2 separate regions of the Homo sapiens genome follow, and region 2 is linked to region 1. Evidence: chromatin contacts called from ENCODE Hi-C or POLR2A ChIA-PET data. All regions are on one chromosome and are shown on one strand. The core of a region is the stretch at or near the end of the contact, and the rest is flanking DNA. Distances in the headings are between cores, read along the strand shown.

Region 1 (2,980 bases), core at 299-2,798:
AGGCTGCCTTGTAGATGGCAAGTTTCCTGTCACCAAACATAAGCTCACCATCAGTCAGCAGAGAGTGGCAGGATTCCGCTGTAGCTTCCCACATGACTTAGTAAAAAGAAATACCTATCAGACTTCTTTTTCCCTTCATCTGGATCTTTCTATAAAAATGTGTCCAGGGCGGCCGGGCGCGGTGGCTCACGCCTGTAATCCCAGCACTTTGGGAGGCCGAGACGGGCGGATCACGAGGTCAGGAGATCGAGACCATCCTGGCTAACACGGTGAAACCCCGTCTCTACTAAAAATACAAAAATTAGCCGGGCATGGTGGCGCGCGCCTGTAGTCCCAGCTACACGGGAGGCTGAGGCAGGAGAATGGCGTGAACCCGGGAGGCGGAGCTTGCAGTGAGTCGAGATCGCGCCACTGCACTCCAGCCTGGGCGACAGAGCGAAACTCCGTCTCAAAAAAAAAAAAAAAAAAAAAAAATGTGTCCAGGGCATGGATGAAGCACTAGATAAGAGCTAACATTCTTGTGGTTAGCTGCACCAATGATTTGGTGCAAGCCACTCCTCACTGGTCAAATGAAGTTTGGGGCTCAAAGAAATGTGAGTTGTGCCCTCCTTTTCTCCCCCCATCCCTCCCCCTGGAACATTCTGTGACTATAGACTGTGGCTCAAAAACGGGGATGTTCCAAGTCTGACTCAGTCACCAGCCTTGGAGTTAGGGTTGTCCTGAGGAGATAAGACAGACAGCTGGGAGACTATCTGGTGGCTTTTGAAGAACCTGACCTACTCCTGGGGCTCAAAACCCTCAGCTCCCACTCTGACTCCCAGGGCCTGAAATGCCAGCCTCACAGTCACTCCCTGGGGATCTGAATACACCCCTACCCACTCAGGGGTCCTGTAATCAAATGCAAATTAGGTCTTTATTCAACAAAGGGGTGGGAGGAGGGATTTGCTGACAACCCTGTGAGTGCCTGGCAGAAGGCCCTGGGGACTGATGGCCCCCCATGGAGGGAGGTCAGGAAAGAAAGGAGAACAGAAAAGGGAGAGAGCTCAGAAGGGGTCAGAGGCCTCGGGCAGCCCCCACTTCATCCCCAGTGTGCCCTGGGTGGGGGGATAATCCTGGGTCATCAGCCTTGGGCATTGTCTTAGCAGTGTCAGGACGCCCACCCTGCGCATCACTGACTACACTTCCGGCCTCCTTGCATGTGATGCTCTGTGCTAACCAGCAATTCTTCAGGCCCAGAACGCACAGACATCCACTCTGTCCCTCTCATTTCTCCCAAGACCCCAAGAAGTCAGGACTCAACACTAAGAGTAGGGCCTGATGGGGCACAGCTTGGAGAAGAGGCGTGCACAGAGGGTGGAGAGCCATCTCGGAACCAGCTCCTGCGGAGTAAATCAAACTGCCGTCCTCCCCCACAACCCGCTCTGCAATCCTTTCCAATCAGGGAGTCTAAAATTACCATATTTACAGCATCTGCAGCCAAGCCAAGCACTAAACAAGATGAATAGCAGTGACGCACGAGCCTGAGTGGGAGCCGGGGTAGAAGCATGCAGCAGGCTGGGCTGGGCAGGGCTGGGCTGGGCTGGGATGGGCCCTGGGGGCAAGTGAGCCACAGCGGGAGAGTGAGGACAGTCCCAGGCAGGGGTCCTGATGGATGAACTCACCCAGCACTAAGGGGAGGTAGAGGAAGGGGTGGTGGGTGAGGAAGCCTCGGTATCTCAGCCTTCTTAGAAAAAGAGAGGAGGCAATTAACAGAGAGAGAACATGAGAATATCCTGCTGACTTTAGGTTTCTCTCCTTCCTCCTCTGCCTCCCTCCCCTTAAACTCTCCAGGAGGAACCCACTGAGGCCTCCAAGACAGGATGCCTTCCATGGAGTTTCCTTGTGTATATGTGGGGTGGGGGATTTCCAGAAGGGTTTTGCTCTGGATTCTTCCAGTGGGGATACCCATGCCTTGTGAGTTTCCTTCCCAAGCAGCCTTTTCCAAGGACACTCTGTCAACCTACACAGACCAGTGACTTCATTCCTAAAAAAGGCCTGCAGGTCTGGGTGCTTTCGTTCTGGAGGAGAGTGAGGCCAGGAATGACAGGGAGTGTGTTCTGCTTCAGGGTGTCCCAACACTTTTTGTCCAAGCCTGGCTGTTCTCTCCCCGGAAGGAAAAACGCCCAGGAAAAGAGGCTTGGTGACTCATGACCTGCTCACTTGTACTTGGAGTTTCAGAGCTAGGAGGGAGCTACAGACAACAGAGAGAGGGAAAGAGACAGGGCCAAGGAACCCGGGCTTGTGGACTCTAAGGCCAGTGCTGTGTCTCCTGCCCCGGAGGTTCACCTTAGATTCCGTGATGCTCCCGGGTGCTGAGGAGTGAGCGGGGCTCCTGGACCCCAACACTCCTTCCTTCAGCCAGAGCATCTCCATTTTGAGCTGTTTTGTGGACTGGCCTTCTCTTTATGTTTTCATTTCATTTCCCCAAAATGTTCAGTGACTTGAGTAAAGTCCCTGGCCTGTACGTGCCGACAGGAAGTGAAAGGTAACAGTGGATGGCCGGAAGGAAGGCAGAATGAGGTGTCTTTAGAAACAGATGGAATGTAGCAGGAGATGCTGAGAAAGGAGGTTAATCCCGACACAAGGTCATGATCAGCACTCACGTGTGAATCAGCCCCCAGAAGAAGATGTCTCCTCTGAGAGATTTAGAGCCAGAAGCCACCTGCACTAATCGTGCCGGAACCTGAACTCAGATCCCGAAGTGTGGGCTGTTTGTTAGGCACCGGTCTAGTCCATGACAGCCATTTGTAATAGGAGGTGAGGAGAGGCTGGATTTGCTGGTGCTTGAGTTGGAGTTGCACAAAAAAAATGTTTCCAAGCTGAGAACATCATGAAATAGGCAGACCATTCAGCACATGACTAATTCTGGCCTCACCCTCAGGGTGTGCTAGAAGGAGAAAGTCCTGATAAACTGCACAGAGGTGTTTCTGCTCTTCTCACT
Region 2 (2,980 bases), core at 146-2,645, 410 kb before region 1:
AGAAGAAATGATATCATAGTATGAATAAAAACTCATCTTTGTGGTGCTGCCATGCTAGGCAAGTTGCAGGTGCTCACCGGAGGGTTTGAACTAACTGCTCTGGATAACTGGCCAGGTGGTGTTGGGTTCCAGCCCCAGGTGGGAGGAAAGTTTCTGAAGGGTGAGTTCAGCTGGATACGTGAGATTCTCAAACACACACTGGGGCAGAAGGCACTGCAGCCAGCCCTAGTTCATCTACTCAACTCATGTTTACTGTGGATCATCTTTTTTTAAAGTTGACATTTCAAACATAAGAAAAAGCATTGAGAATCATAAAATGAATATCTACCTGCTTGCCACCCAGACTTAACAAACATAAAGCAGACATTCTTTCCAGATGAGGGACAGATGCATGGTCTCTGTCTCTAAGGAGGCCTGTGAGTGAGAGACCCAGGGACGGGCAATTTCCTTGTCATATACAAAGATATCACATCTGGTATAGAGAATGGAGTTCCAAGGAAGGCTCCAGCCCATCCTGGAGGAGACAGGTAGGACTTCCTGGAGGAGGTGATCATGTGAGCTAAAAATCAAATCTGGAATATGTGAGTCAGGCCAAGCGGGTGCGGGGGCAGGGTCAAGGGGAGGTGGGCCTGCAAAGGGTGTAACCAAAGGTAAGAAAAAGGGAGTGCAAAGTTCTGGGGAGGGAGGGGCAGGAGGTGAGTGAGGAGTGGGCTGGGTGCAGCTGGAGTGAAAGATATTTGGGAGTGGGCAACAGTGAGGACTGGTGAATCAGTGAGGGACAAGCTCTGGGCATCTTTAGGGCAGTAGCAGGCACCAGGCTTGTCCTGAGACCTGCTCAGTGCGTGGCTGCCTGAATTAGACTCCACACATTGAGAGGATTATAGACCAATATAATCCCATGCAAAGAAACCCACACAGCGGGTGCGGAAGGGCAGAAACTGTATCAGGACTATTTGATTGACCTGGGCTGCTTAGAGCAGGCTCCAGGCTGTCATTTGAAAGAGGGGATGTGTTGGGTTGACCCAATGGGGAGAAGTAGGACTTGGTGAGAGTTGTGTGGACATGGAATCTGGCTCAGAATAGAATTTCTAACAGCCTTCCAAAGAAGGGATGCATGGTTGGGCGAGAGTTTCATGGTCTTAAATGTGTTGAAGTAGTCTCAGGTTGGAAGCAGGCAGGGCTGGGGTGTGGAGGGAGGAGGGCTCTGCATTGCCTGGCCTTCAAGGCCTCTCCTTACTCTGAGTTCTGAGATTTAGGCTGGGGAGGGTGGGTAAGTGACCTGTGGGCACAGGCAAATGGTGCTCCTGGGAAGGCGGCTGTGGAGGAGGTGCTGGCCCGTTGCCATGGGAACCATCACTGCCGTGGGTTTCCAGTTCCAAGGATGCCCTGGAAGGGAATGAGCTCACTCCACCTGCGAGCTGGTGAGTCAGCCCTGCCTCTCCTGCTTGCTCGCCAAGGCTAGGCGGGAATTTGAGCAGTGGACCCTGCCTCTACCCCCTCCTCAGACCACCCAGGCGCCCGTGCCCTGGATGTGGGCTCTTGTCGTAAAAGATGCAGGGCAATAAAGGCAGCTGCCAGCCATTCTGGCATCAGTGGGGATCCTGACTCGGGGAAGCTGCTAGCCTAGTTGGCTAAACCTTGGCTGTGTTGCAGAGGGTGAGCCATTCTCTCTGCCGGCCACTCAGCTGATGTGGGCTGCACACCAGCCACAGCTGTACTGGGCCAGGGCTTGTGGTCCAGGGGGTAGATGGGTGCCGAGGGCAAGCTTTCAGGGTGTCTTGTGAAGGAGAAGTACAGGCTGGGTGGGTGTGAATGCCTGTCGGTCGGGCGTGGGGGTAGTTTCTGGAGGTGGATGAGGAATGCTTCCCGTGGGGAGTGGCTTCTGATCTGGTGCTGGAGGGATGAGGAGCAACTAGTTTGCCCACCAAGTCCTAGGCATCTGAGGCCAGCCAGGGTCATGGCTCCTGCCTCCTCCTTCTGTGCCCCTCCCCAGATGCCCAGTTGTGAGGGAGTGATCAGAACATGTCGGGGGTATTGCAAGAATCTCAAACAGCTGTGACTTGAGTGTACAAGCCATTTTTATCCAAGACCCTGTGAAATCCATGGCACCACCCACTGGGGGCTGGTCCCTCAGGATCCACATAGGGCCTATAGCCCACCCCCGTGCCCCCGCGCCCTGTGCCCCGTGTGGCGGCCTGTGAGATGCATCAGAACACCCAGGGGAACACTGCGTTTCTAGCCTCTGCTTGCCTTACTTGCTTCACCCACATGGGCCTCTGTTTCCATTTGAGAAGATAGATAAGTTAGGGGAGAAAAATGACCATCTTAGACCCTTTCTCCTAAACATAACCATTTATATTTTCAGAAACCTATTTTTATTTTTAATCTTCATGCCTGCATTATTCTGATAGCGGTAATCATAGTGTACATAAAAATTAGCTCTGCTTTTTTATTTCCCCACTTGGCATTTTATCAAAAACACTTTTTCTTATATAGTTACACAGCCTTTATGTTCCTTGCCTGGAGAAAGTGAGATCCAAGTATAGAGATTGTTTCATAAATACATGTTTATTTGTACTTTCCTGCCTCTTTCCAAAAAGCATTTGAGGTGGATATATTAAAAGTCTCGTGTATAACAGGGTTTTTTGTTATTTCGTTTTAGAGACAGGGTCTCACTCTGTTACCCAGGCTGGCGTGCAGTGGTGCTGTCATAGCTCACTGCAGCCTCAAACTTTTGGGCTCAAGGGATCCTCCCACCTAAGCCTCCTCTGAGTAGCTGGGACTACAGGTGCATGCCACCATGCCTGGCTAATTTTTACATTCTTTTGTAGGGTCTTGCTATGTTGATCAGGCTGGTTTCGAACTCCTGGTCTCAAGAAGTCATCTGACCTCGGCCTTCCAAAGTGCCAGGATTACCAATGTGAGCCACCACACCCCCTTCCTTCAGAAGTTTTTTGTTGTTTAATTTTTTTTTTTTTTT

What was found. Hi-C counts contacts between places; a loop is a spot of excess contacts on that map. ChIA-PET counts read pairs that join two places held with the same protein, here RNA polymerase II (POLR2A).
Region 2: a map of breast epithelium shows a loop between it and region 1 (12-fold over the local background). The contact joins two enhancer-like sites. A Hi-C loop is called at or near these places in 1 of 168 maps with a recorded cell type or tissue (breast epithelium). POLR2A ChIA-PET finds 5 or more read pairs at or near these places in 1 of 52 experiments (H1).

What each region holds. Positions count from the first base shown.
Region 1 is chr14:68,546,904-68,549,883 of GRCh38, reverse strand. It overlaps a transcript of RAD51B not described here. Among named protein-coding and RNA genes, the nearest start is that of RAD51B-AS1, 140 kb to the left of the region's middle. RefSeq lists an enhancer at 1,816-2,407. Within about 2 kb of position 1,548, at least 31 of the 41 ENCODE cell types and tissues checked have a DNase peak (open chromatin) inside an H3K27ac peak, as active enhancers do; they include breast epithelium, where a contact is called at or near this core.
Region 2 is chr14:68,960,751-68,963,730 of GRCh38, reverse strand. All of the region lies in intron 1 of ACTN1 (actinin alpha 1), which reads left to right. LOC124903336 (a long non-coding RNA gene) reads left to right here. Exons shown (of 2, transcript XR_007064228.1): 2 at 1-267. Among named protein-coding and RNA genes, the nearest start is that of ACTN1, 17 kb to the left of the region's middle. RefSeq lists an enhancer at 1,122-1,817. Within about 2 kb of position 1,395, at least 9 of the 41 ENCODE cell types and tissues checked have a DNase peak (open chromatin) inside an H3K27ac peak, as active enhancers do; they include breast epithelium, where a contact is called at or near this core.